2 separate regions of the Mus musculus genome follow, and region 1 is linked to region 2. Evidence: chromatin loops called from intact Hi-C (ENCODE). Cell type or tissue: heart. All regions are shown on one strand. Links, peaks and the distances in the headings refer to the core of each region. The heading gives the core; the rest is flanking DNA. Region 1 holds the start of Atp13a1 (ATPase type 13A1). Region 2 holds the start of Zfp869 (zinc finger protein 869).

Region 1 (15,407 bases), core at 4,921-12,920, 74 kb after region 2:
TTGAGACAGGGTTTCTCTGTGTAGCCCTGGCTGTCCTGGAACTCACTCTGTAGACCAGGCTGGCCTCGAACTCAGAAATCCACCTGCCTCTGCCTCCCAAGTGCTGGGAGTATAGGTGTACACCACCACTTGCCGGCCCTTTTATTTTTTTTTAAAGATTTATTTATTATTATACATAAGTACAGTGTAGCTGTCTTCTGACACACCAGAAGAGGGCATCAGATCTCATTACATGTGGTTCTGGGATTTGAACTCAGTACCTTCGGAAGAGCAGTCAGTGATCTTACCCGCTGAACCATTTTGACAGCCCTCAGCTTTTATTTTTAATTTTCAAAAATATTCATTCACTTTTATGTGAGTTTACCACATCCATGCAGGTGCTCATAAAGATCTGAGCACCCTACCTCCCCCTGCAAACTGAACCCAGGTCCTCTGCAAGAGCAGTATATGCTCTTAACCACTAGACATCTCTCAGGCCCCTATGTGGCTGTTTGTATGAGAATGGTCCCCAAAGGCTTGGTAGGATAGTTTGAGATGGATTAGAAGAGGTGGCCTTGTTGGAGGACATGTGTCACTAGTAATGGGGGGTTCTTTGAGGTTTCAAAAGATGAGATTTCCAGTGTCCTTTGTCTGTCTTCTAGTTGCAGATCAAGATGGGAGCTCTTATCTATCCCTTCTGCCATGCCTTTATTCCATCACCATGAGTTCAAACTATAGACTCAATTAAATGCATTATTTTATGTTGCCTTGGTCAGAAATAGAAAAGTAACTAATACACCCTATTTTTTGTTTTTCAATATATATGTTTGTGTGTATGTATAGTCATGTGCATATTCAAAATATATGCCCACAGATGCACGTGCCACATGTGTGTGGAGATCATATGACCACCTCTGTTTTAAGAGTTGTAATATGGCTCAAGTCCCTTCCGGCCGGCCCACTGCAGCACCAGCACTGTGGTCCCTGGCCCGGGGGAGTCTACGGACACCCGCAAGGACCCACACAGAATCCGCCACGGAATCCTAAGACCTCTGGTGAGTAGAACACAGCACCTACTCCAATCCAATCGCACAGTACTTGAGACTGCATTAATTAAGGAAGCAGGTAACCCTACCTGATACGGGGCTCAAGTCCCTTCAGGCCGGCCCACTGCAGCACCAGCACTGTGGTCCCTGGCCCGGGGGAGTCTGCAGACACCCACAAGGACCCACACAGGATCCGCCACGGGATCCTAAGTCCTCTGGTGAGTGGAACACAACTTCTGTCAGGAGGCAGGTTCAAACATCATATATCTGGGAACCATCCCTGCAAGAGGGGAGCTTGCATGCAGAGAGTACTCTGACCACGGAAACTAAGGATAGAGCTAGTCTCCCAGGTCTGCTGATAGAGGCTAACATAATCACCTGAGGAACAAGCTCTAACCAGAGACAACTATAACAACTAATCCAGAGAATACAAGATGGCAAAAGGCAAACGAAAGAATCCTACTAACAGAAATCAAGACCGCTCACCATCATCAGAACGCAGCACTCCCACGCCACCTAGTCCTGGGCACCCCAACACAACCGAAAAGCTAGACCCGGATTTAAAAGCATATCTCATGATGATAGTAGAGGACATCAAGAAGAACTTTAATAACTCACTTAAAGAAATACAGGAGAACACTGCTAAAGAGTTACAAGTCCTTAAAGAAAAACAGGAAAACACAACCAAACAGGTAGAAGTCCTTATAGAAAAACAGGAAAACACATCCAAACAGGTGATGGAAATGAACAAAACCATACTAGACCTAAAAAGGGAAGTAGACACAATAAAGAAAACCCAAAGCGAGGCAACGCTGGAGATAGAAACCCTAGGAAAGAAATCTGGAACCATAGACGCGAGCATCAGCAACAGAATACAAGAGATGGAAGAGAGAATCTCAGGTGCAGAAGATTCCATAGAGAACATCGGCACAACAATCAAAGATAATACAAAACGCAAAAAGATCCTAACTCAAAACATCCAGGAAATCCAGGACACAATGAGAAGACCAAACCTACGGAAAATAGGAGTTGATAAGAATGAAGATTTTCAACTTAAAGGACCAGCAAATATATTCAACAAAATTATAGAAGAAAACTTCCCAAACCTAAAGAATGACATGCCCATGAACATACAAGAAGCCTACAGAACTCCAAATAGACTGGACCAGAAAAGAAATTCCTCCCAACACATAATAATCAGAACAACAAATGCACTAAATAAAGAGAAAATATTAAAAGCAGTAAGGGAGAAAGGTCAAGTAACATATAAAGGCAGACCTATCAGAATTACACCAGACTTTTCACCAGAGACTATGAAAGCCAGAAGAGCCTGGACAGATGTTATACAGACACTAAGAGAACACAAATGCCAGCCCAGGTTACTATACCCGGCCAAATTCTCAATTACCATAGACGGAAAAACCAAAGTATTCCACGACAAAACCAAATTCACACATTATCTTTCCATGAATCCAGCCCTTCAAAGGATAATAACAGAAAAGAAGCAATACAAGGATGGAAATCACGCCCTAGAACAAGCAAGAAAGTAATCCCTCAACAAACCAAAAAGAAGACAGCCACAAGAACAGAATGCCAACTCTAACAACAAAAATAAAAGGAAGCAACAATTACTTTTCCTTAATATCTCTTAATATCAATAGACTCAATTCCCCAATAAAAAGACATAGACTAACAGACTGGCTACACAAAAAGACTCCAACATTCTGCTGCTTACAGGAAACCCATCTGAGGGAAAAAGACAGACACTACCTCAGAGTGAAAGGCTGGAAAACAATTTTCCAAGCAAGTGGTCTGAAGAAACAAGCTGGAGTAGCCATTCTAATATCGGATAAAATCGACTTCCAACCCAAAGTTATCAAAAAAGACAAGGAGGGACACTTCATCCCTCCAAAACACCATCAGATCCTTCTACAAAAGGCTATACTCAACAAAACTGGAAAACCTGGACGAAATGGACAAATTTCTAGACATATACCAGGTACCAAAGTTAAATCAGGATCAAGTTAACAATCTAAACAGTCCCATATCCCCTAAAGAAATAGAAGCAGTCATTAATAGTCTCCCAGCCAAAAAAAGCCCAGGACCAGATGGGTTTAGTGCAGAGTTCTACCAGACCTTCAAAGAAGATTTAATCCCAGTTCTGCACAAACTATTCCACAAAATAGAAGTAGAGGGAACTCTACCCAACTCATTCTATGAAGCCACAATTACTCTGATACCTAAACCACAGAAAGATCCAACAAAGATAGAGAACTTCAGACCAATTTCCCTTATGAATATCGATGCAAAAATCCTCAATAAAATTCTCCCTAACCAAATCAAAGAACACATTAAAGCAATCATCCATCCTGACCAAGTAGGTTTTATTCCAGGGATGCAGGGATGGTTTAATATACGAAAATCCATCAATGTAATCCATTATATAAACAAACTCAAAGACAAAAACCACATGATCATCTCCTTAGATGCGGAAAAAGCATTCGACAAGATCCAACACCCATTCATGATAAAAAGTCTTGGAAAGATCAGGAATTCAAGGCCCATACCTAAACATGATAAAAGCAATCTACAGCAAACCAGTAGCCAACATCAAAGTAAATGGTGAGAAGCTTGAAGCAATCCCACTAAAATCAGGGACTAGACAAGGCTGCCCACTTTCTCCCTACCTCTTCAACATAGTACTTGAAGTCCTAGCCAGAGCAATTCGACAACAGAAGAAGATCAAGGGGATACAAATTGGAAAAGATGAAGTCAAAATATCACTTTTTGCAGATGATATGATAGTATATATAAGTGACCCTAAAAATTCCAACAGAGAACTCCTAAACCTGATAAACAGCTTCGGTGAAGTAGCTGGATATAAAATTAACTCAAACAAGTCAATGGCCTTTCTCTATACAAAGAATAAACAGGCTGAGAAAGAAATTAAGGAAACAACACCCTTCTCAATAGTCACAAATAATATAAAATATCTTGGCGTGACTCTAACTAAGGAAGTGAAAGATCTGTATGATAAAAACTTCAAGTCCCTGAAGAAAGAAATTAAAGAAGATCTCAGAAGATGGAAAGATCTCCCATGCTCATGGATTGGCAGGATCAACATTGTAAAAATGGCTATCTTGCCAAAAGCAATCTACAGATTCAATGCAATCCCCATCAAAATTCCAACTCAATTCTTCAATGAATTAGAAAGAGCAATCTGCAAATTCATTTGGAATAACAAAAAACCTAGGATAGCAAAAGCTCTTCTCAAGGATAAAAGTACCTCTGGTGGAATCACCATGCCTGACCTAAAACTTTACTACAGAGCAATTGTTATAAAAACTGCATGGTACTGGTATAGTGACAGAAAAGTAGACCAATGGAATAGAATTGAAGACCCAGAAATGAGCCCACACACCTATGGTCACTTGATCTTCCACAAGGGAGCTAAAACCATCCTGTGGAAGAAAGACAGCATTTTCAACAATTGGTGCTGGCACAACTGGTTGTTATCATGTAGAAGAATGCGAATCGACCCATTCCTCTCTCCTTGTACTAAGGTCAAATCTAAGTGGATCAAGAAACTTCACATAAAACCAGAGACACTGAAACTTATAGAGGAGAAAGTGGGGAAAAGTCTCGAAGATATGGGCACAGGGAAAAAATTCCTGAATAGAACAGCAATGGCTTGTGCTGTAAGATCGAGGATTGACAAATGGGACCTCATGAAACTGCAAAGCTTCTGCAAGGCAAAAGACACCGTCAATAAGACAAAAAGACCACCAACAGATCGGGAAAGGATCTTTACCTATCTTAAATCAGATAGGGGACTAATATCCAATATATATAAAGAAATTAAGAGGGTGGACTCCAGAAAATCAAATAACCCCCTTTTTTTTTTTAATATTTATTTATTTATTTATTATATGTAAGTACACTGTAGCTGTCCTCAGGCACTCCAGAAGAGGGAGTCAGATCTCCTTACGGATGGTTGTGAGCCACCATGTGGTTGCTGGGATTTGAACTTCGGACCTTCGGAAGAACAGTCGGGTGCTCTTACCCACTGAGCCATCTCACCAGCCCTCCCAAATAACCCCCTTAAAAGATGGGGTTCAGAGCTGAACAAAGAATTCTCACCTGAGGAATACCGAAAGGCTGCGAAACACCTGAAAAAAATGTTCAACATCCTTAATCATCAGAGAAATGCAAATCAAAACAACCCTGAGATTCCATCTTACACCAGTCAGAATGGCTAAGATCAAAAATTCAGGTGACAGCAGATGCTGGCAAGGATGTGGAGAAAGGAACACTCCTCCATTGTTGGTGGGATTACAAGCTTGTACAACCACTCTGGAAATCAGTGTGGCGGTTCCTCAGAAAATTGGACATAGTACTACTGGAGGATCCCGAAATACCTCTCCTGGGCATATATCCAGAAGATGTCCCAACCGGTAAGAAGGACACATGCTCCACTATGTTCATAGCAGCCTTATTTATAATAGCCAGAAGCTGGAAAGGACCCAGATGCCCCTCAACAGAGGAATGGATACAAAAAATGTGGTACATTTACACAATGGAGTACTACTCAGCTATTAAAAAGAATGAATTTACGAAATTCCTAGGCAAATGGTTGGACCTGGAGGGCATCATCCTGAGTGAGGTAACCCAATCACAAAAGAACTCAAATGAAATGTACTCACTGATAAGTGGATATTAACCCAGAAACTTAGTATAGCGAGATATAAGGTACAATATGCAAAACATATGAAACTGAAGAAGAACAAAGACCAAAGTGTGGACACTTTGCTCCTTCTTAGAAATGGAAACAATCACCCATGGAAAGAGTTACAGAGACAAAGTTTGGAGCTGAGACAAAAGGATGGACCATCTAGAGACTGTCATATCCAGGGATCCATCCCATAATTAGTCTCCAAACGATGACACCATTGCATACACTAGCAAGCCTTTGTTGCAAGGACCGTGATATAGCTGTCCCTTGTGAGACTAGGCCGGGGCCTAGCAAACACAGAAGTGGATGCTCACAGTCAACTATTCGATGGATCACAGGGCTCCCAATGGAGGAGCTAGAGAAAGTATCCAAGGAGCTAAAGAGATCTGCAACCCTATCGGTGGAACAACATTATGAACTAACCAGTACCCCAGAGCTCTTGACTCTAGCTGCATATGTATCAAAAGATGGCCTAGTCGGCCATCACTGGAAAGAGAGGGCCATTGGTCAGGCAAACTTTATATGCCCCAGTACAGGGGAACGCCAGGGCCAAAAAATGGGAATGGGTGGGTAGGGGAGTTGGGGGGGGGAACTTTTGGGATAACAGTGGAAATGTAATTGAAGAAAATACGTAATATAAAGAAAAAAAAAAAAACCACTGGTAACTTCTAGAGGGGTGACTAAGAACCTGAAGGTTGGAATCCGTTTGCATTACTTCCTGTCTACAGCAACACCACTAACCATGTCTAGGCCTAAGGATAATGTCACCTGTCTCAAGTGTTGTTATTAGCTATAAATCACCAGAGCATTAGCCACCTATTCAGAGCATACAGAGATAAGGAATATGAGCTGCTTCCATTACACTTGGTTTTGAGTCTTAGAATAAAGGTCACAATGGTATCTGAAGAGTTCAAGAGTTTGCTCACAGCAAATGTTCTGAGTGCCCATTCAATGCAAAGAAGCAAAAATATAGAAGAGGAATTCTGAAAATGGGGGATCCATTGGCTTATGTCTGGCTTCATCTTTCAAGGTGGTTGACTGTAAACTGAACCCTGGAAAGTGGCCTGGGTGTGGAATGGTCAGGCACTGCTGATGCCTCAAAGGAAAGGCATCATGAGACACATGGAGGACCATCCCTTGGAGCTTCTAATGTTTATTCTGTCGGCTACAAAGCCTGTTGTCTTTGAATGTAATATATTGTCTTCTACAAACAGGTTTATATCCTAGTCCTTACTAATTGTCTTACTTAAAGTTAGGCTCCTTGAACTATGGCTTCCGGTTCCCTTATAAAGACTTATAAGAGCCGTCTTACTATATATAAAGTAATGGGAAAAAAATGGAAAGTAAAATATGTAAAGATTCTTATCATTTCCAGTACACCAGATATTTTCAATAAGTAATGTAAATAAAATATGCTTAAAATATTGTGAAAAAAAAAGAGTTGTAATACATTATTACATCATCCCCAAACACGAGGTAGATCTTGTTCATCAAAAAGACAGGACACCCTTTTCCAAGCAGAGCAAGATGGTCACCCTGGGATTCCCACCACAGATGTCAGATGGCTCATGCATGATTGCTTGTCCTATCATCTATGGCAGGAAGCGTGCAGCCACCACTACAGCAGGAAAGCATATCACTCTCCACCACAGGGAGAACTAGCCATAACGGGATTCACCCACAGATGTTCTCCCTCACACGAACCAGCCTCAGGCCCAGCCTCAGCGCCCAGGAAGGGAGCAGGCACTTACCTCTCCCTTTATTTGGTTCTACCAGTCCCAGTTGTGCAGGCACCATTTATGCTGTGTGACACTATTCCTACAGAGATGTGGACAAACGTCAACTCACCCCAGAGATGACAGATGAATGTAATAAAAACACTTAAGTTTAGCAGGGCATAGTGGCGCACACCTTTAAGTTCAGCACTCGGAAGGCAGAGGCAGGTGGATTTCTGAGTTCGAGGCCATCCTGATCTACAAAGTGAGTTCCAGGACAGCCAGGGCTACACAGAGAAACCCTGTCTCGAAAAACAAAACAAAACAAAACAAAAAAACACTGAAGTTCAAGTCAATGAATCAGAGAGCTTACTGGAGTTATCGCAGGAATATGGCTTAGTGGCTGCTTAAACTTGGCTGGCAAGGATGACTGAGAGGTCATTTGGGGGTGAAGGCACACCCCCAAATGGTGATCACTCCAAACTGCAAACCTAGAGTTCTCCGCCGTACTTGCAATGAACTTGCCTGCCTAATAACCTCGGGGAGAAGTGAGCCTGCTGCACCTGCTAAGGTTTCAGGAATTTCTTCAGCCTCTGAATTATTTCCTGAGTCTTAACGGACCTCTCTGTAGAGAGCAGGCTCAGAGGGCAAGAGCATTTGCTGCCAAGCCCAAGGACTGGAGACTAATCCCCTGGGGTGGGATAGAGTGAAGAGAAGCGAGGAGACAAGGCCTGCCTTTAGAACTTCCTTAGTCCTCTTATCAAACTTTCCTCCAGTCATTTCAACTGAGAGAAAATCACTATGCAACAGCAGGCTGCAGTCAGGGGGCTGTGTGAGTTTTTCTATTTGTTTGTTTTTACAAAGAATGAAACCCAGGATTTCAAGAATGCTGGGCAAGCACTCTAACACTGAACTAGCCAACACTTTTATTTTTTTTTTTAAGTCTGGAAAAAGTCTCCTTAAGTTCTCAGATGACCTTGAAGTTGTCATCTTCCTACTTCAGCTTTGCTTATACATGAGATGCCCTGCACTACCAAGCAAAATAACATTGAAAAAGAATAAAAATGATCTATATTGGATCTGGGTAGGGTGGCCAGCACTCGCGAGTCAAAGGCAGCGGCCACTATCAGCACTGGCTGCTCTTCCAGAGGATCTGTATTTAATTCCCAGAACTCACACTCACAACTAACTGTAACTCCAAATCCAGGATTCAGACACATTCTTTTTTTTTTTTTTTTACCCGCTCCCACCTCAGACGAATTCTTAGGGCCCCGTAGGAACTGCACAGCGCGCGCGCGCACACACACACACACACACACACAGAGACAGATACATACTTATATATTTTTAAATCTTCAAAACCTTCTTATGGCTGTGTTTAAATAACAGTACTTGTACAGAATAGTTGCATAAAGCATCATAGTATATTTCATAAGTACCTAATTTTCCATTTATGTTAATGTGACCTTGTGTACTTATTACCGTATGGCTTGCATGGAAAAGGCACCCTCAACCCTACCTTGCGAAAGCTCCGCCTCCTCCCAAACCCGCCCTCAAAAGGTCCCAAGTCCTAAAGTTTGTATCTTAGGGTAAGCTTTTCTCCTCCCCAAACGGAGGCTCTTTCCTAGATAGATGCCGGAAAAGTTGCTGAGAAGGGACGGGCTCTTCCGTTTCAGGGTCTCTTGCTGATGTCAATCCCGCCCTGCCCGTCTACATCTTTTGCGTTCTTAGTTCGCCACGGCCGACCTTAGCAAGCTGATTTGGACCTTTGGTACCTTCTTTGTCATGGCGGCGCCCTGAACAGACACTTGTGTTAACCCACCTAACGGTTTACCTAGGCGCTTCCTATTCCAAGGTGGCGCTCAGACCTTACCGGAAGTAATAGACCGGAAGTGGGGCGGTGCCTCTGCCGGAAGCCAGCGCAGCGCTGGGAAAGATGGCGGTGGTGGGCAACGCGGTTCCTTGCGGAGCCCGGCCTGGCGGGGCCCGGGACAACGGGTCTCCTCAGCCTGGGTCGCGATTGCGGCCGGGCCTAGCTGCCGGGCCAGCACTCATAGCGAACGGCGACGAACTGGTGGCCGCCGTGTGGCCGTACCGGCGGCTGGCGCTTCTGCGGCGCCTCACCGTGCTGCCGTTTGCCGGGCTGCTGTACCCAGCCTGGCTGGGCGCCGCCGCCAGCGGTTGCTGGGGATGGGGCAGCAGCTGGACCCAGATACCCGAGGCCGCGCTGCTGGCGCTCGCCACCATCTGCCTCGCGCACGCACTCACTGTCCTGTCGGGGCATTGGTCTGTGCACGCGCACTGCGCGCTCACCTGCACCCCGGTAAGTGCGCGCGCGCGCCCGACCCCGACCCGGACCGGGACCCAGGCACAATGGGGCCTAGCGGGGGTACCGGGCTGCCGCGGGCTTGCGAGTCTCCAATCTTAACAGCTCGATTCTCCAGCGGCGCCCCCTGTCCTATGGCTCAGGCCTACTTCTGACCCCGCTGTGACTCGCCATGCAGTTGTGGCTGGTTATTTTGATTCACAAGAAACACCTGGAACACACTTAGAGCAGGATCCATATGCTACTGTTAGTGTGAATTGTTCTCTTAGCTCCCATATGGTGTATTGTTCTTGGAACGGTTCCGCCTTGCTTCTCCGTCATCTCCTACCTTGGTTTTGGTTTTCTTTTCTTACTCTTTTTTTTTTTTTCCTGTAAGATAGGATCTCACTATGCAGCCTTGGGTCGTCTAGGACTCACTGAGAACCGCCTAGCTCTGCCTCCAGAGTTCTCGGGTTAAAAGCCTGTGTCACTATTTCTGGCTTCTACTCTTGTGTTGGTCTTTCTTTCTTTTTTTTTTTTTTAAGTGTTAGATTAGACCTGTGGGGTAATACCCCCAAATGTATGAAGCCAAGTCCTATGGCCCAGTGTTCAGCTTCTGTCTGTCCCTTGCTAGACCCAAAAGAGAGTGTAATTCATTCTGGTGCTGAAGATGGCCAGGAACTACTTGTAAGTGACTTAAAATAGCGTAGAGTCTCAAGTTATCGGTAAGGTATGGTTAAGATGAGGGCTTGTCAGAATGGTGCAGTGATTCTAAATTCAGAACTCTAAACATAGTGTCACTACAGGAAGCACTGACTTTAAGGTACTCTAGGTTGAGGGTAATACCCAGTGAGCACACTACAGATCACCAGATTTGAAGCCTGGCACACCAATATCTGTTCTGGGTAGGTCTTTAGAAAAGGGAGGCAGTGTCAGTGACTGAAGGAAATCCTGAGTACCCTCATATACACCCTCAATGGCTATGTGTGCGCATTGAATTCTTAGTACCAAGAGAAGGCATCCTGTTTCCTTCATTAATATTTATCCCTGAAGAGGGGCCCAAATTTCTGAGCTTGGCACCCAGGGTCAATAGATGGGTGTGTGTGTGTGTAAGCGCTTGCGCTCATGTGTGAGACATTCGGTCCCTAGCATTCTAGCTGTCCTTTGGACTGTAGCTGAGAACTTCCTTTTCTAGAAAGGAGGAGAGGGAAGAGCTAAGCAGCCTTGGGTGAGGAGGCAGATCAGGCTTTGCTTCTCTCTAGGTTTCACTGGGTTTCAGTTTCACCCTACTGTACAGTGAAAGCTGAAACACCTCCCTCCGGGGTCACTGAGGAAAGCTAAGGTAACCTATAATGGGGGGGCACCCTCCGTGGCACCTTTACCCATCTTCCGCTGTGTTAGTTCATCATCAAGTGTTAGTTTCAGGGCCACCACCTTGTGTCCCACCTCCACCTCTAGTCATTGCAAGGCTGACCAGAGGTGGAGGAATGGGGGAATGTTTCTTGTGTCACGAAAGTAGCATGCATAAAACCACTGGGGAAGAAGGTAGAATCATTTGTTACTGCAGAAGGCAGATAACAGTAAGATTCCCAGGGAACTTCAGATGGAGCCACCTGGGGAGGATTCCCGAGTAGGTGACACTTGAGCAAAAGCCTGAATGGATCAGGAGAGCGGATCCATTTTCCAAGAAAAATTATCTCGAGGTGTTTTAAGTCTGCTTATGGTTTTACACCACGTCCTTAGCTGTCTTTGGCTGCATGAGTTCACAGGCTATAGGTGGAACTTGCTCAGATACCAAGACTCTTAGCTTGGACTCAGGCAAGCTGGTGTTCAGTATACTGGGGAGCAGTGAGCAAGCTAGAGAGAGCCAGTGTGGCGGTAAGTGGGAAGTGGCAAGATGTGGGTCTTGTGAATGGAGAGCAGTGGAGAAGTTCCGTATGGACTTGAGCTCAGTCAGGTCCAGAATCCTAGGTGGGGAGTTTGCCCTGTGCCTTGAGCCTTATAATACAAAGTAGTGGTCAAGTGAGGTATGGCAAGCCTAGGGACATGCCTGCACTCTGACCCTATGAGGGGCGTGTACTTGAGAGGTAAGAAGGGCTCCGTAACAGTCTTTGGTTTTTGACAGGAGTATGATCCCAACAAAGTAACCTTTGTGAAGGTGGTGCCAACCCCCAACAATGGCTCCACTGAGCTTGTGGCCCTGCACCGTGACAAGGTAGGAAGGGATCTATGTCCTGCAGGGTAGGTGGGACAGGCAGTGTCCCCAGGTCAGGGGACTTCTGCCACAAACACACCTTCCACCCCAGGGTGAAGATGGGCTGGAGGTGCTGTCATTTGAATTCCAGAAGATCAAATATTCCTATGATGCCCTGGAGAAAAAGCAGTTCCTTCCGGTGGCCTTCCCAGTGGGGAATGCCTTCTCTTACTATCAAAGCAACAGAGGCTTCCAGGAAGACTCAGAGATCCGAGCTGCAGAGAAGAAGTTTGGAAGCAACAAGTGAGTCCCTGTCTTCCCTGTAGCCCACTGTGCATTACCGCCCTACTGTGTTCCTGGTCACTGAGCCCTGGCAATAGGGCTGAGAGCTCTGCTTTTTAACCCAGAATGCTAAGTGACTATGGCCCCACTGGAAAAACTTGCTCTGCTCTGCCTTCCTCCAAGCTTGTTTGCCAACAGGGCCCTCAGAAAGCCAGGAGCTTGACTGGGGGAAAGGAGATTATGCATGTGTGTGCAAATAGATGTGGAGGCTGAGGTCAGCTTCGGGTGTCATCGCCAGGAGCCATACACCTTGTGTTCTAAGAGGGTCTGTCTGAACTGGAGCTCACTAAACAACAGGCAGCAGCAGTGGTGCTCCCTCTCCCTCCCTCCCTTCCTCCCTCCCCGGGGCTGCTGTTAAGTCCATGCTTGCCTTTCTACATGGATTCTGGTACTTAACATAGTCTCCATGCTTTTAAGGCAAGCACTTCACCATAAGCCATGTCTTTGGCCCACCCTCCCCCACAATCATGGAATTAGAGGGTTTTTTTCTTTATTTTTCTCCCTTCCTTCCCTTGAGTCTGACAACATGAGTTTGAGAAATCCTTGAGGCAGGATTTCTCTGTGTAGCCCTGGCTGTTCTGGAACTCATTCTGTAGACCAGGTTTGTCTCAAACTCACAGAGATCTACATACCTCTGCTTCTGCCTCCTGATTGTTGAGATTAAAAGCGTGTACTATCACCACCCAGCATAGAATTAGATTCTAATTCATATGTTTATGCTTATGTGCATCTCAGCACATTAGAAATGATGGTGATGCAGCGAGGCACAGCTCAGCGGGTGAGTGCTTGCCTAATGGACTAGAATGCTTTCACCCAGCACTGCAAAGGAAAACACACCAAAACACATGGGTGCCTCTTTTATGCTGCGTAGGACAGCAGATGCTCCACACAGGCTTTCTCCGTTAACCTTTTACTAACACAGAGGTGCCAATGTGCAGCTGCAATAGGACAGCTGAACGCTGGGCACCAAACACCGATATTTGGCATCATGGCCCACATGGTGTTCACCCTTGACAGTGCTCAGTCAGGGAACTTGGGGAGATCTTAGCAGATTGTTTTTTCTCTCTCTGCAGCTGTATATGGAACCTGGTGCCTGGAACATGTCAGATAGGGGCCCTGCCATTGAGTCATACCCCTGGGGTTCTTTCATGACTCTGTTGCTTTTCAGTAAATGTAGATGTTACCATATCCAGTCTGAGAAGCATCATTTGTTGGTCTCTGCAACCCTGATAGTGACCGCATTAATGGCCTGGGACAGATTTTATGCTATCACTGTGGGTGTTTTTGTTTTTAAACTCCAGGGTACTCCGTGGTTCCCTCTTCTCAGGTCCCACCACTGTGGGAAGCCTGTGAGCATTCTGGAATTTTGAGAGTAGAGCAGAGGAGGCCAAGTCAGACTAGGTGGCCACATGCTGCTGCAGGAGACACCCTAGGGACAAGCTACTTGAAGCCAAGGGCTTATTCAGAGAAAATATAACAAATTCCCAAGGCCAGCAAGATGCTCAGTGGGTACAGGCCCTCGTCATCAAGTCTGACAACATGAGTTTGATCCCAGGATCCACACAATGTAAGGAGAGAACCAACTCCTGCAAGTTTTTCTCCGACCACCACACATGCACTGTCACAGGCATGCTGCCCCCCCCCAACATACACACATACACCGCCACACATGCACTGTCACAGGCATGCTGCCCCCCCCAACATACACACATACACCGCCACACATGCACTGTCACAGGCATGCTGCCCCCCCAACATACACAAGAAAAATATCTTTTAAAGGTGGGGCCATGCATTGCAGTGTACATCCTTAATCCCAGTACTTGGGAGGCAGAAACATTTGGATCTCTGTGACTTACAGGCCAGCTTATGATCATAGTGGGAACCTGTTTCAGGAAAGAAAAGAGGAAAAAAAATTACAGTTCTAGGGGCGGGGGCTGGAGTTCTCCTAGCAGTGACAAGATCCAGAGTTCTATCCCTACCACCACATGGCCATGGGCCATGGTGGCACACTTTGTCTTCCCAGTACTCGAAGACAGAGCCAGGGATATCAGTTCAGAGCTCCTCCTTGGCCCTGTAAGGAGTTTGAGGATAGCCTGGGCTACTTGAAAACCTGTCTCAGAAAAAGAATATACAGTTCCAGTGGGGAATGAGCTCTGTCACCAGGGTCTCTTCTCCCAGCCACCCCATCCTGCTCTTCTCATCTAGCCCTGGGGTGGGTGGTATTGTACAGAGCCTGTTACAGGGCTGAGTAGAGTAGGGTGTCGGTGTGGAAGGACTGCCTGCCACCCAGTCTGGCTTGCCTGCTAGCAGTTGAGGAGGAACAAGGTCACCCACCTTGGGTGTCTTGTTAGAGGTGACAGGGGCAGGGCCTCCACATCTTCAGCTCACCCAGGAATTTGGGTATGGTTTTTTGCAGGGCTGAGATGGTAGTGCCCGACTTCTCTGAGCTTTTCAAGGAGAGAGCCACAGCCCCTTTCTTCGTGTTTCAGGTAACAGCAGCTCTGGCCCTTGTGCCAGCTCCTTCTTTGGGACTGTCACAGCCAGAGTGTGTCTGGCTGCCATTTCCAAACCCCAGAGCCTCTCCCTGCCCTCGGGAATCATTGGTATTTGCCAGAATTTCTGGTCACAGGACAGGTAGGCAAGACCTGACAGGCTGCTAATTCACAGGTATTCTGCGTTGGGCTCTGGTGCCTGGACGAGTATTGGTACTACAGTGTCTTCACTCTGTCCATGCTGGTGGCTTTCGAAGCTTCCCTAGTGCAGCAGCAGATGAGGAACATGTCAGAGATCCGAAAGATGGGCAACAAGCCCCATATGATACAGGTGTGACTGGTGGGACAGGTGGGTGGTGGCCCTGCTCACCCGAGTGGACACCATGCACGTGCTATGCTGACAGACTCCCCCTGCTCATATTCCCAGGTCTACCGCAGCCGAAAGTGGAGGCCTGTCGCCAGTGATGACATTGTTCCTGGGGACATCGTGTCTATCGGTGAGGCAGGATTCCTCTCAGGTGGAAGTCTTTACCTTAGCCAGTGGTTGACTCTCTTGCCTGCACCTTGCAGGCCGCTCACCCCAGGAGAACTTGGTGCCC
Region 2 (15,407 bases), core at 2,533-10,532:
CTGATAACAGTATGTGTTGGTATTAAACATACTGTTCTGAGTCATTATTTTAGGTCTTTTATGGTTAAGAAAATGAAGAAAGTATTTTTCTTACATGGCTTATATATGCAGACTATTAAAAAAATGGCGATTAAAAATATTTCAGGTGAATTCATAAGAAAATGAGGACATAGATGGCCATGAACAGATCAGGATTCTCCGGCAGAGGGGAACTGGAAGAATTAACAAAGATGAGTACATGTTAGATTGACTTACCTCATCAGGCCTGGAGAGTCCAACAATGGCTGCCTCCATGATGAAGAGGACACCGGGAGAGCTTCTTCAGTGATCTTCAGTCCACACCGGAAGGCCCAAGAAGCTGACTCCAGTGTCAGGGAAGGATGACGCGGTGGCGGTGGCAGCGGTGGCAAGACAGATGCACTCACCAGCAAGAAGTCAGGCAAGCAGGGAAGGAACGCTGCTCCTTCTTTGGACTTCTCAAAGTGCCACCTACTCTACGACGGTGACAGGGTCTTCTCACCTCAGTTAGTCCTCCCTGAAAGTTCCTGGCAGACCTGCAGAGACAGGCCTCTTAGTTGGTTCCAGAGCCATACAAGTCTGCAGTAAAGATCAGCCATCACACAAGCAACCAGCAATGTTCAGGACACGTGTGCCCACTGAGAACTACACGCACACACACACCCTCACAACTTTCAGGTCTACCTGTCTCCATCCACAGGCTCACCTCCGACTAAATGTGTCTCAAGCGCCATCATCAGCAACTGCACTTTCTCTAACTATTGGGTTTCCCATCTAACCTTGGTCTTCCTACCATACCACGGGCAAAATCCTTGCACACACTCAACTAAAGCCCCCGGGCTCAGAAGGCTCAGATCAACAAGTTAGATCCTGAAAAGTTATATGATAATACTAATACTTAGGGCAGGGGCATAGCAATAAAAGGGGAATGCCAAAACACTGAGATGGGGGAGGGACAACACAACTTCCACACAGAAAATCCAAGGAACGAAAAAAAGGACTACTGAAAACTTTTATGACCCATCAATATACAAAAGACCATCATTTTCCTACGACAGCAATGAACTGGATGTACAAATACCACCTCTACGCTGTACATACATTAATAAAAACGGGGGAGGATAAAGTCTTTAGACAAAAATCAAACATTCCTAATGAAGAGAAAAACAAAAAGAAGTCAGCACCACAGAGGACAAGAGGTCTGCACGTGGAAGACGTTTTCACACATGTTCCACCCGCACTATAAACACATTCCTCCCAACATTCAGAATCAGACTGTTATAACCAGCACTGATTGTAAGGGACACATGAAAAGGATGAGAAAAAAGAATGTTCAGCACAACTCTTGAAACACACACACACACACACACACACACAGAGAATACAGGACTTTAAGACTCCCCATAAAATTACCACAATCATGAGAGTGCACTCTCATTTGATAAGCAATGAACAGCTCATACGAGCAGAAAACCCAGGAACAAACCCAAACAGACCCAATTTTGGACAAAGGAGCAACAGAACCTCACGGGAGAACTGGGCTGCCTTGGCAGAGAAGCCAGGTTGTTCCTAGCACTCACATGGTGGCTCATAACAATCTGGAACTCTGACACCCTCTTCTGACCTCCATGGGCACTGAACACACACAGGGCATAGACATACATGCAGCAAAATACTCATACACAAAAATAAATTCTAAATGTTCTAATTATGAAAACAATTATCACTACGAGTTATAAACATAGAAAGCTGCCAAAGTGTAGCAAGGGTGACTCTGAAGGTAGCACAGGCCTGTCAGTCCAGCCTTCAGGGAACAGACAGTAGGGATCCAAGTTCAAGGCCAGCAGGAGAAACTTGTAAATTTTAGGTCAGCCTGGGCTACAGACTAAGACCATCTCCAGAAAACAAAAATAAATATTTAAAAATAAAGACAGTACATTGATAAATTATTCGGTGTGCTGAAATTGAAACCTCACATATACTGAAAATCAGAATGTTTTATTAACTCTAGCAAAAAAGACCATCAAGAATAACTTATAGAAGTAATTTCACTTGGCTAACGACGTCATAGGTGTCCGTGTGGCTTTTCAGCATCCTCAGTCTCCTGAACTCTTGTTCCTTTCTCCTGTACACCCCTCACAGCCCCTCTGCCCCCCATGCTCATCCTTTCTCCTGTACACCCCTCACAGGCCCCCTGCCCCCCATGCTCATCCTTTCTCCTATACATCCCTCACAGCCCCCCGCCCCCATGCTCATCCTTTCTCCTGTACACCCCTCACAGCCCCCCTGCCCCCCATGCTCATCCTTTCTCCTGTACACCCCTCACAGCCCCCCACCCCCATGCTCATCCTTTCTCCTGTACACCCCTCACAGCCCCCCTGCCCCCCATGCTCATCCTTTCTCCTATACATCCCTCACAGCCCCCCGCCCCCATGCTCATCCTTTCTCCTGTACACCCCTCACAGCCCCCCTGCCCCCCATGCTCATCCTTTCTCCTGTACATCCCTCACAGCCCCCCTGCCCCCCATGCTCATCCTTTCTCCTATACACCCCTCACAGCCCCCCGCCCCCATGCTCATCCTTTCTCCTGTACACCCCTCACAGCCCCCCTGCCCCCCATGCTCATCCTTTCTCCTGTACACCCCTCACAGCCCACCCTGCACCCCATGCTCATCCTTTCTCCTGTACACCCCTCACAGCCCACCCTGCACCCCCATGCTCATCCTTTCTCCTGTACACCCCTCACAGCCCCCCTGCCCCCCATGCTCATCCTTTCTCCTGTACACCCCTCACAGCCCACCCTGCACCCCCATGTTCAAACTCCTCACCCAGAGTCTTCCTGTTGGTTATCTGTGCTACCATTCCCTCCATCCTTAACAGCAGCTCCCTGGTGGCCCTTTCCTTACTTCTTCAAGCTCTGCAAGTTAAGACACAGCAATCTAAGGACAAGTGTGACACTAACACCTATGGGAGAGGGACACAGGGTGTTCACTGTCCCAGCTCAAACTCTCAGCTGATTCAGTATTATTATCTAGTTTCATCCATTAGCCTGCAAATTTCATCATCTTGGTTTTATTCACAGCTGAATGGAAGCCTTTCATGTATACACGGTTTTAATATCTACTCACCAGCTGGACATGTAGGCTGTTTTTAATTTCCTGGTTATTACAAATTAAGAATGACAATGAACATGACTGTACAAGCATCTCCCGGAGCAGGCTCTAGAGTCCTCTGTCCATGTACACAGCAGTGCTACAGCGAGGTCATGTGTAAGTTAAGACAAATGATAAAAACAAGAAGGGAGAGATCCTACAGTAGATGATGCTTCTGAAAGCCGATGGTTACTAAGCCGTAACTCCAGAGCAGGAAAGAATCACTGCTTATCAGCCATAGGTCAGGGAGACCTAACAGGCTCGCCTGCTCTTCACGGTTGCCCTCCAGAACTGGCTGTTATTACTGAAGACGCCCCCCACACCGGTTACAATGCAGAAAGAAATCAAACTGGCACTGAACTTCCTCCCTGTTGGCTGGCTTTCATGATGCTCTGGGCACTAAGCAGGCTGCTGGGGGAGGAATGACAGGCACAGAATGTCTTACCCAGACCTCCACGACACACAAAACCAACCTGCCAAGCAAGGTGTGTCCACCTGAGCAATAGTGATATAGCTGTTCTGAGGATAACACCAGGCGGCTCTCTAACTGAACTTGAGGCTCACTCCTTCAGAGAATCCATCCCTGTCATAGTAAACTAAACCCAAAACCCACGTCTGCAGCTGGAGGGATAAACTTTGCACCACTGTTCTAGCTCAACTGTCCTGGCACCCAGTTACCTTCTAAATAATGCTCTACTCACAAACAACTGCTCCTCCCCGTCTGAGGTAGAGAAGCCCCTCCGCAGCAAACTCGGAGATGCACAGTTAGTCAGGACATTTAGACCACCACTTCCAGGGCGCTGAGATCACTGTGAAAGATGAGGCACAGACAGTAAGGCCCAGAGACAGTGAGATGGGATGTAAAATGTTGACTTTTCAGCACTGCAGAGCTAATGCTCTGTATGACCTCACTTTACAACAGCAATGCATTGCTGTAACGGACCTGACACAGGACTGGGCCCATCATGATTTAGATACCAAGGGATTCTAAACAAAGGCATTGTTTTCAACTGTGTACCCACTACCGTGCTCAGATGCATGGGCAGGAACCTGCAGCCACACGGATGATCCTGGTTAAAACCAGAATGGTTTTTTTTAGTGGCTCTCAAAACAAAGAAGGAGATGAAGGGGGCAGAAAACATGGATATTTCACAGGGAACTGTAAGCAGGAGAGGACAAAGAGGGAAATCAGAGGGCAGGACATTACAGTAGTCTTTATACATGTATGAAATTGTTAAAGGGAAAAAGAACATCAGATAGGTGTCACGGTGCATGCCTCTTACATGAAATTATATGTGAAATTCCAGCACTTGGAAATAGAGGCAAAAGAACCAGGAGTTCAAGGTCATTCTTGCCTACACAATTTCTATCTCAAAAGCACATGCTAATTTAAAGAAAAGTCAGGCTAAAGAGGTGGTATGGTTCAATGGTTAAGAACACAGATGCTGGTCTGGAGAGATGGCTCAGCGGTTAAGAGCACTGACTGCTCTTCCAGAGGTCCTGAGTTCAAATCCCAACAACTACATGGTGGCTCACAGTCATCTATAATGGGATCTGATACACCTCTACTGGTGTGTTTAAAGACAGTGTACTATATACATAAAATAAAAAAATAAATAAATCATAAAAAAAAGAACACAGATGCTATTTCAGAGGTCCAATTCCCAGAGTACACATGACAGCTTACACCCATATGTAACTACAGCTACAGGAGATCTGATGTCCTCTGCTAGCTTCCGCAGGCACTAGGCATACAAGCGGTGCAAACGAAACACCATACATAGGATACAAAAGGATGCATCTCCCTCCCCTGGCCTCAGAAAGGGATGGACACCAAGCACTAGGATGGCACGGCCTGAAACCAGCCTATCATCTGATACCTGTGTGAGCCAAGGATCTAGTCAGGGACGCAGCTTCAATTCAACTGAGTCCCTGTCAGTTCACCAGGACCAGTCAGTCTGCCTTTCATATCATATAGACCACTACAGCCACTTTCAAACCTGACATCCTCGGGCTTCATTCAAAGCTCTCCCCCTGTGGCTCACTAGTCGTGTGTTCTAACTTCTCTCATCAACTGAAACACTGCTTGCATTTCTCTTCGCCAACTTCTGGGACCCTCTGAACTCTGCTGCAGCCTCTTTAACTTATGCTGGTTGTGTAAACAGCATATGTGGATATAATTATATATTTACCGTGTGATATGAAAAAATATTAATAATTAGGATTTGGAAAAATTGAACCTTGGATAGAATATCTTGGAAATATAAAATATCTTGGAAAAATAGCCTTGGCCAGATTACCACCAGAGGCGTGACACCTTTTTACTTTCTATTCAGTAAATTATGAAATTGTGGAAATACACAAACATATTTGTCTGTTTCTGATATAACATCCTCATGACCAGAAGACACAATCAGAAAAATGTCAGTTCCCAGGTTCAATTACAGATTTAAGATAATTCCCACAAAATGCTAAAAAGTTCTTATCAGGTACATAAAAGACATTGCTGAATTTTATATGTAAAATACTTTTAAAAAAACACACAAAATGGTTAGCACAATGTAGACGAACCCACAACACACTCGTAACATTTCCAATCAAATACACAAGACAACACACTGTTTAGGAAGAATAAACAGATCCACAAAAAAAAATTTTTTTTTAAATTAGGAGACAAGCTGACCTTTGATAAAGTAGTACAATCTTTTCTAGAACTGTTTCTGGGACACCATCCGAAAGAAACTCTTGGACAAAGACTCGGAGAATTTCACAAAATTAACTCACACTTGATGCTAGACCTACGAAGCCCACAACGTCTAGACCACAGCGCAGAGAACACAGCAGTCATAAGTGCGACACCAAAAGCACAAACAGGGCGCCAGCACTGGGCGGTGACGTCACCAACCCGGAAGCTACCCCCTGATTAGGAGGAGTCTTCCGCTCCCCGCGCTCTGCGCAGACATGGCTGGAAAAGCGGAAGTGATTAGAGTCCTCCGAGACAAGCACTGGCCAGTGACGGGGCCCACGTCGCCCAGTGGAACGCACAGGGTGTCCGCTCGGCCGGCCGGTCCCACCGCTCCCCCAACCCCGGGAAGGACCTATCACCCCGGCTCACGCGGCTCAGCCGACCGCTCCTCCCCATCCGGGGACAGCGGCCCCGCGCTCACCATGGCGCGGTTGCTGAGCTCGCCTGCGCTCCCCCTACAGCTCCCGGCAGCGGCGATCACACCGCAGCTCACGGGACCACGCGATGCCTGCTTAAGAACAGAATCTGCAGCATGGCGGCGGATAGGACCCACCTCTCGTCTCGTCTGGTGTTCTTGATTGGACATCTTGCCCCGAAGCTTTGATTGGCTAGAGCTGCACCACAAGTCTGATTGACAGGAGTTCCCTAGATGCAGCTGCGTGGATGACTCAATTCCATTGCTCTAATTGGCTAGCATGCCCTGAATGATGAAGCAGTTCCTTTAGGCGCTCTTGAGTGAGTGGCCTGGCCTGAAGGTTCTGATTGGCTAGCACTGCCCTACGAGGGCCTGAGTGACAGGAACAGCTTCGCTTGGTCCTTGTGAATGAATGTCCTGCCCTCAGGGCCCTGATTGGCTAGTGAAATCTGAATGACAGCTCCCATAAGTGGATGAACTGAAATTAAAAGACGTGGACCACACAGACCTTCCCAACTCTGGCTTTCACCCAAGTTCATGCAAGTCTGCTTCAAGACGATCTGATTGAAGCAGGACTTCCTTGTGCATCCCAGAACTTTCACAGCTTGTCTTCTTGCACTCAGTAGGTACTTAAGGTTCTTCCTCTTGGAAGCCTTGTTTTTGTGCACAGTCTATTACATACACTCCCCAAGGCAGTGATCACTTTGCCTCACAACTAGACCAGGGCCCAACCCAACCCCTATCACATCGAAACAAGACTTGATGTCCTCCGGGTTTCAGGAATTTCAGCAAGTCACGCCAAAGATTGCTCAATTATAACAAGTTGCACCTTTTCTTTTTAAGCAGAGAAGCGAACCCATTCCAAGACCAAGGTGGTGTTGCTTTTCCTGCAATCCCAACAAAGGAGGTGGAAGCCAAAGAACCAGGAATTCGGGATATACTTCCTGAAAAACTTCCAGTATCAATCACAGACTACTCCAGGTCAACAGAAGGTATTGAAAGACTCCGAGAGGAGCCCCTCGCTCAGGCCTCAGGACAATAGCGGACACCCAAGAACTCACGACAGACCGAGCTTGTTGCAAACCACATGAGGCTTTATTCGGGGAAAGCCAGAGCTCTGGGGACGACTCATATCCCACGCAGGGGTAGAGGAGTTGTCCTCGAGGGGAAAGAGGTCCCAGTTTTTATAGGCCCTCAGGGGGGAAAGGAGAAGGGGGAGATTAGGGGATTTCCAGATCTAAACAATGTCTATTCTCAAGAAATGGGTATGGGAGGGGTACAAGGAAAGAGTCTAATGAAGGTGCAGCAATGGGCACACACCTGGTCAGAACTTTGGCAGACACACAGGTTCAAGAAGTGGCCAGAGCATTGTGCACCTCTATTTTTCTAAATCAGTGAAGCTAGTTCTGCTAACACTGACGTCTATCTTGCCAATTTCAGGGCTTCTGTGTCCTTTTACATTCTGCCAGGATCTTTCAGTATTTGAAGGAGCCTTACACATTGAAGATGCCTGTATCCACGAGGCCACAGAAATGACCAAACCACACTAGAATAGTGAAGGAAGACAGGAGATAGCTAATTTTTAAATAAGCAGATAGCTAAGGAGAGTGGCTCTGGATCAAATCAAACTGATTAGGAGTTCATCCACTTGGGATCCAAGGATTTACTCCAGATTCTTGCCCAAGAGAAGCTGCCTCATGGTCCATCCATTTGCCTAGGAATTTCATAAGTTCATTCTTTTTTAATAGCTGAGTAGTACTCCATTGTGTAAATGCACCTACACGGCTAACTTCACACATATACCACACATGCACACATGCACGTTCACTAGCCCCATTCCACTGAGGGTCACTCACAACCCACCTGGTAGGCTTGACTGAGCTAACTCCCTCTTGCCCTCTGTGCTGTAGGCCACTACTAACAAGGCCAGGTAGGATCTGAGAGCCTTCTTCATAGAAACTTCAAAGATTTTATTCTTTAATATCATTTAATATGAACCAATCAGCTAAATGTATGCTGGCTGGTCCATTTCTAGAAGGATAAATGCACTCTTGCAGTTGTGCAGTTTTGCTCCACAATCTATATGTATGAATAAAGTATACTTGGGGGAGGTGGCTGGAAAGATAGTTCCAAAGTTAAGAGCACTGACTGCTCTTCCATAGCATCTGGGTTCAATTTCCAACACCCACATAATGGCTCACAGTAACTCTAGCCCTACAGGATCCAACATCCTCTTCTGACCTCCCTGGAAGAGGCATGCACGGTGCACATACATACATGCAGAAAAACCAATCACATGAAATTCATAAAGGGCCACAGTGCGCCCTCTCTGAACACCACACCCACCTGTTGTACAGGAGACTGTGGCTTTGTGTGAATATGTGCTTTTTGAGGGAAGATTTTTGGCTTGGTTTGGTTTTTTTTTTTTTGTTTTGCTTTTTTGTTTTTTAAACAGGGTCTCCCTAAATAGCTTTGGGCAATCTGGAGCAATAATAATCTTAATAATAATAATCTTCTGCATGTAGACTGCAAACTTTTCATTCTGTAATTTGTAGCTGGTCTTTGCTACTTTGTGGATTCTTCTTTTCCCACCCTTTACCCCCGCACCCCACCCCATTTCACCCCATCACTAAATAGGAAAGAGGGAGGGAGGGAGGGAGGGAGGGAGAGAGAGAGAGAGAGAGAGAGAGAGAGAGAGAGAGAGAGAGAGAGAGAGAGAATGAATTCCTAAATCTAATGTCTTTCCTTTTGTTTCTTCTTTGACCACAGCAATTACAAACCAACCTCCCTAAATGGCCAACGAGCACCTGCTCCAGCTCCTGGGGAGCTAGCATTCATGTACCCTCCGAAAAGTTCTCAGAATTCCGAATGTCACAGAGACATCACAGTATCACACAATATCGCAGAAACTATCTGCGGCTGGCAATACCATACCTCTGCTAGAGCATGAGGCAAATCGTAGTCAGCTGCTTTGGACAGTCTGAAGTGTCCCATATCTCCACTCCTTGGTTTAAAATGAAAACACATTCTTATAATATTTCTGTGTTTTTAAAGAAACCAAAATTCTGAAGTTGTCACTACATTAATTCTTCACTGAATAGAGAAACCAAGGGGTGGAAAGAGAGCTTGCAGGAAACAGTAGCAAAAAGGCAAGCAATAGCTAAGAAGTAATTACACAAGCCAGGCTTGGTGTCACACACGTTTAATCCCAGCATTCTGGTGGCAGGGGCAGGCATTTTTCTGAGTTTGAGGCTATGGTCTACATATTTCTGAGTTCTATGGTCTACATAGCAATATCCAGACAGTCAGGGTTGTATGGTGAGACACTGTCTCAAAAACAAACAAACAAAACCACACCTCTGAAACCACAGGCATAACTGATACAATCATCAGCATACAGAAGAAGGGCTTAAAGGACACTGGAGACACTCCTGAGAAAGCAGACACGGTCTGATGAAAGGCTTCTAAGGAGAATTCATTAGAAGAGACAAACACAGTCATATTGTGGTGATTAAAGAAAACAGTCTCTCAAGAGAAAACTGGGATTCTGCACACTTAATTTAATAAAAGAAATACTAGCCGGGTGTGGTGGCACACACCTTTAATCCCAGCTCGGGAGGCAGAGGCAAGCGGATTTCCGAGTTTGAGGCCAGCCTGGTCTACAAAGTGAGTTCCAGGACAGCCAGCTACATAGAGAAACCCTGTCTCAAAAAACAAAAACAAAAAACAACAACAACAACAAAAAAAAAAACTAATGGGCTGTAGAGGTACAAATAAACTGCAACCCAATAACAGTGTCAATACAATACATTTGGAACAAGGCAGGTGATCAAGCCAAAACAACAACAACAACAACAACAACAACAACAACAAAAACATCAAATATAAATATCAAAAGTTGAGAAGTACGGAGCTGGAAAGACGGGTCAGTGGTTAAGAACACTGGCTACTCCTCCAGAGGGACCAAAGTTTGGTTCCCAGCACCCACATTGTGGTTTACAGCCCGCCATAACTCCAGTTCCAGGGGATGTTACTCCCTCTTCTGACCTCCAGAGACGCTAGACACAAATATGGTGTGCATACATATATGCAGACAATGCATTCATACACAGAGTATGAATTCATATATATGTGTGAATTATATATACTTCCATCAGGGAACCATTTCCTCTGCTCAGATCTATGCAGAGCAGGAAAAGAAAATGTTCCACTCCTTTCTCTTTTATGATTTATGTCTCCTTTTTAACCAATGACCATAAAAACCACCATTCTCTTAGAAGATTTTTCTTTTTAATGTGCTCCAGGCCTGGGAAAGAGGAACGCTGCCAGACAACACAACCTAGACAGAATGGGATTTTCCCTTCTGTCCAACACTGACCAAGGAAGGAAATGTTAGAAAACATTTCAATAGGTTCTTTTTAAAGGATTAAAGATAGCTTCTAAAAAGATTTCCTTTGCCAGGTGGTGGTGGTGCATGCCTTTAATCCCAGCACTAAGGAGACAGAGGCAGGCAGATAGATCTCTGTGAGTTTGAGGCCAGCCTGTTCTACAGAGCAAGTTCCATGACAGCCAGGGCTACACCCTGGCTTGAAGAAAAAAAACAAAACTAAAAGAAAGACTTTCTTTGTCACCCAGTCAGCCCCAGTTATTAGAAAAAGTTAAAAATTTTGGAAATGTTTGAAGGTATGAGGAGGTCCCAGTTGACGGAAGCAGCTTAAAGGGTATTTAATATCAAAAGATTGGTTGGGACAAGAACTTTTGCATAAACTGAAATCCACCATTACCTTCTCTTATGATGAGACATAGACTTATAGATATCCAGCAAAATTTCTTACCCTCTGTCAGAAATAGATGCCCCAGGGTTGGCCCAACACCAAGCACCTATAACTGTTCAACTAACCAGTTCAGCTTCCTCCATCCAGATTAAACAATACGCAGTGACCCTGGAAACAAATGGGGAATTTGCAGGCTATATTTCCTGGCTTGAAGAGACAGGCATCCTGGTGCCATGCCAGTCATCCTGGAATCTACCTCTCGTGCCTGCAAAGAAACGTGAGACCTTAGATCCTCATGAGTCTGACTCTTCCAGAGAAACACGAACACTGTCTTGGACCTGAACGATGCTTTCTTTAGCCTCCACTTGTCAGAGACGAGTCAACCCATCTTTACTCTTAAATGGACAGACCCAGTGGGAGGCTTCAGCAGGCAACATACCTGGAATAGGTTGTCCCAGGATTTAAAGACACTAAATACAGACTTCCAGTCCTTCCATTAGAGGTTTCCTGAGAAAATACATCCTAAAAGGGCCACTGAGTGACTGTTTTAAGAGTTACACCCTAGGCTACAAAATGTTGGCTAAGAAAGCCCAACTTTGTAGAAGATTGGAATCGCCCAAAAGAACGATTTCTAAACAGGTTGGCATCCCCCTTTGCCCTATTAGCCTTTCCTTTCCACTACCTCTGGTGGGTGGTGGGCTAGAAGGAAGCTTAAAGCATTGGAGAATGCTTATTAAAGTAGGTTTTGAAAAATCTAAGCCAGAAGCTCAGAATACACGAGATACAATTTGCAAAACACATGAAACTCAAGAAGAAGGAAGATCAAAGTGTGGATACATGATCCTTCTTAGAAGGGGGAGCAAAACACCCATGGAAGGAGTTACAAAGTTCAGAGCAGAGACTGAAGGAAGGACCATTCAGAGAGTGCCCCACCTGGAGATCCATCCCATAAACAACCACCAAACCCAGACACTATTGCAGATGCCAACAAGATTTTGCTGGCAGGAGCCTGATAAAGCTGTCTCCTGGGCTGGCAAGATGGCTCAGGGGGTAAGAGCACTGACTGCTCTTCTGAAGATCCTGAGTTCAAATCCCAACAACCACATGGTGGCTCACAACCACCCATAATGAGACCTGACACCCTCTTCTGGTGTGTCTGAAGACAGCTACAGTGTACTTAAATAAAACTTTTTTTAAAATGTAAAAAAGAAAAAAAAAAGAAAGAAAAAGCTGTCTCCTAAGAGGCTCTGCCAGTGCTTGACAAATACAGAAGAGGGTGCTCACAGCCATCCATTGGACAAAGCACAGGGTCCCCAGTGAAGGAGCTAGAGAAAGTACCCAAGGAGCTGAAGGGGTTTGCAACTCCATAGGAGGAATAACAATATAAACTAACCAGTACCTCCAGAGCTCCCTGGGACTAAACCACCAATCTACTGGTGTCTCTAGCTGCATATGTAGCAAAGGATGGCCTAGTCGTTCATCAATGGGAGGAGAGGCCCTTGGTCCTGTGAAGGTTCTATGCCCCAGTATAGAGGAATGCCAGGGCCAGGAATGGGAGTGTATAGGTTGGGGAGCAAGAGGAGTGGGAAGGGGATAGGGGATTTTCAGAGAGGAAACTAGGAAAGGGGATAACATTTAAAGTGTAATTTTTTTAAAAAAGAAATGTTCCACATCCTTTGTCATTAGGAACATGTAAATCAAAAGGACCCTGAGATTCCTGCTCACAAGAATCAGGACGGCCAAGATAAAATATTCAGGGGAAATCAGATGCTGGTTAGGATGTGGAAAAACAGGAACAACTCCTCCATTGCAGATGGAATTGCAAGCTGGTACAACCCTATGGACAACAATCTGGTGGTTCCCCAGAAAATACAAAGTAGTTCTACCTGAGGACCCAGGTAACCACTGGTGACACTAAATATCAACAAAGAAGAGTCTACAAGCCTCATTCCAGAAGGAGTCCAACAGGCTGTGTAAGCCAACTACAGATTGATTTGATTTGATTGATTGATTGATTGATTGATTGATTTATGGCTTGGAGATGAGGTGTCTAAAGACACATATCAAGCAGCATGTAGTTCCTTCACATGAATAGAATATCTAATGAAGGTAAAGCAGAAGATTTGGAATACACTTTCTCCCTTCAACGCTGGATCAAACCTTTTCATAAACTACAAATCTCAAGACATGTCAGCTACGGTTAGCTTGCAACATTTCCTAGAACTGGTGGTGTTTTTTGTTTTTTGTTTTTTGGTTGGTTGGTTGGTTTTTGGTTTTTCGAGACAGAGTTTCTCTGTGTAGCCCTGGCTGTCCTGAAACTCACTCTGTAGACCAGGCTGACCTCAAACTCAGAAATCTGCCTGCCTCTGCCTCCCAAGTGCTGGGATTAAAGGCGTGAGCCACCACTGCCCGGCTTGGTGGTGTGTTTTAAGATTGTACTTAATAAATATACAGAGTGCCTGCAGTGTTTTCAACTGTAAAGACAGCAATTTCTATGACAAAAAAGAAAAGAAAATATCTAACAAAAAAAAATCAGGAAAAAAACAAGAAAAAGAAAGAGAAATCTAAGCTTACAGGTGAATCCCAATGCATGGCTTAGGCATTGTCTTAGTCAGGGTTTCTATTCCTGCACAAACATCAGGACCAAGAAGCAAGTTGGGAAGGAAAGGGTTTATTCAGCTTACACTTCCATACTGCTGTTCATCACCAAGGAAGACAGGACTGGAACTCAAACAGGTCAGGAAGCAGGAGCTGATGCAGAGGCCATGGAGGGATGTTCTTTACTGGCTTGCTCAGCCTGTTCTCTTATAGAACCAAGACTACCAGCCCAGAGATGGTCCCACCCACAAGGGGCCTTTCCCCTTTGATCACTAATTGAGAAAATGCCTTACAGTTGTATCTCATGGAGGCATTTCCTCAACTGAAGCTCCTTTCTCTATGATAACTCCAGCTGTGTCAACTTGACACAAAACTAGCCAGTACAATTGACCCCTTGTCAACTTGACACACAAACACATCACTAGTAAGCCTCAACCCTTACATTCTTATTCATCCCCAAGGTCTAAATAACTTTAAACGTCCAACAGTCTTTACATATTCTTAAATTTTCAATCTCTTTAAAATATCCATCTCTGTCCGAGCGTGGTGGCGCACACCTTTAATCCCAGCTCTCAGGAGGCAGAGGCAGGCGGATTTCTGAGTTTGAGGCCAGCCTGGTCTACAAAGTGAGTTCCAGGACATCCAGGGCTATACAGAGAAACCCTATCTCAAAAAAAAAAAAAAAAAAAATCCATCTCTTTTAAAATCCAAAGTCTTTTTACAATTAAAAGTCTCTTAACTGTGAGCTCCACTAAAATAGTTTCTTCCTTCAAGAGGGAAAATATCAGGGCACAGTCACAATCAAAAGCAAAAATCAATTTCCAACCATCCAATGTCTGGGATCCAACTCACGGTCTTCTGGGCTCCTCCAAGGGCTTGGATCACTTCTCCAGCCATGCCCTTTGTAGCACATGTGTCGTCCTCTAGGCTCCAGATGCCTGTACTCCACTGCTGCTGCTGCTGCTCTTGGTGGTCATCTCATGATACTGGCATCTCCAAAACACTGCATGACCCCTTCAGTCCTGGGCCATCAATTGCAACTGAGGCTGCACCTTCACCAATGGCCTTCCATGGCCTCTCACAGTGCCGAGCCTCAGCTGCAATGTGTGACCCCTTCATGCCTTCAAACCAGTACCACCTGGGTGACCCTTACACATTACCAAGTCCCGCTTCAGCAGGAGTACAACCTCGGCTATCTCTGGAACACAGCCTCTTTGTGCTTTCAGAAAACACTTCCCAGAAGATGTCACCTCAACAATGCTGGTCTCTTCTTAATCACCGCTAATTTCTTAGCTCCAGCTAACCAGCATCAATAGTCCCAGTAATGCAAAGTTTTTGCTTTAGTAGTTCTGGTATCTTGTTAATCAAAGCTGATTCTTCAGCCCCAGCTAACCAGAACTATAGAATCTTCACAATCAAAACAGCAATGGCCCTGAAAATAAGTCTTTAATTTTCCCTCTGAAATTTCACAAGCCAGACCTCCATCTTCTGCACTGTTCTCAACATTATCTTCCAAGCTCCTACACAACATCTGACAGAGCTCTTAACAACGAATGGATCTTCAAGCCCAAAGTTCCAAAGTTCTTCTATAGTCCTCCCCAAAACATGGTCAGGTTGTCACAGGAATACCCCACTATGCTGGTACCAATTTGTCTTAGTCAGGGTTTCTATTCCCGCACAAACATCATGACCAAGAAGCAAGT

Evidence for each region. Peaks named below come from ENCODE experiments on the same cell type or tissue, not always from the same donor. Only the 100,000 strongest peaks of a DNase experiment are listed, where the experiment ranks them.
Region 1: it touches region 2 in a loop (8-fold over the local background); 6 of 42 quality-filtered maps call a loop at or near these places.

Annotation. Positions count from the first base shown.
Region 1 is chr8:69,781,847-69,797,253 of GRCm38, forward strand. Atp13a1 (ATPase type 13A1) reads left to right here and starts at 9,317. Exons shown (of 26, transcript NM_133224.2): 1 at 9,317-9,795; 2 at 11,903-11,992; 3 at 12,084-12,274; 4 at 14,733-14,805; 5 at 14,984-15,139; 6 at 15,236-15,305; 7 at 15,379-15,407. The coding sequence starts at 9,409. In heart, for the core only: a CTCF peak has its summit at 9,388; DNase peaks (open chromatin) are centred at 9,355 and 9,725; H3K4me3 peaks cover 3,212 bases; H3K27ac peaks cover 1,911 bases.
Region 2 is chr8:69,710,431-69,725,837 of GRCm38, forward strand. It overlaps Zfp869 (zinc finger protein 869), which reads right to left and starts at 6,472. Exons shown (of 5, transcript NM_001039965.1): 1 at 6,338-6,472; 2 at 256-554. The coding sequence starts at 294. It overlaps Gm51532 (a long non-coding RNA gene), which reads left to right and starts at 6,677. Exons shown (of 2, transcript XR_003947396.1): 1 at 6,677-7,323; 2 at 9,101-9,366. In heart, for the core only: no CTCF peak of the experiment used is centred there; DNase peaks (open chromatin) are centred at 6,181 and 6,641; H3K4me3 peaks cover 2,349 bases; H3K27ac peaks cover 1,589 bases.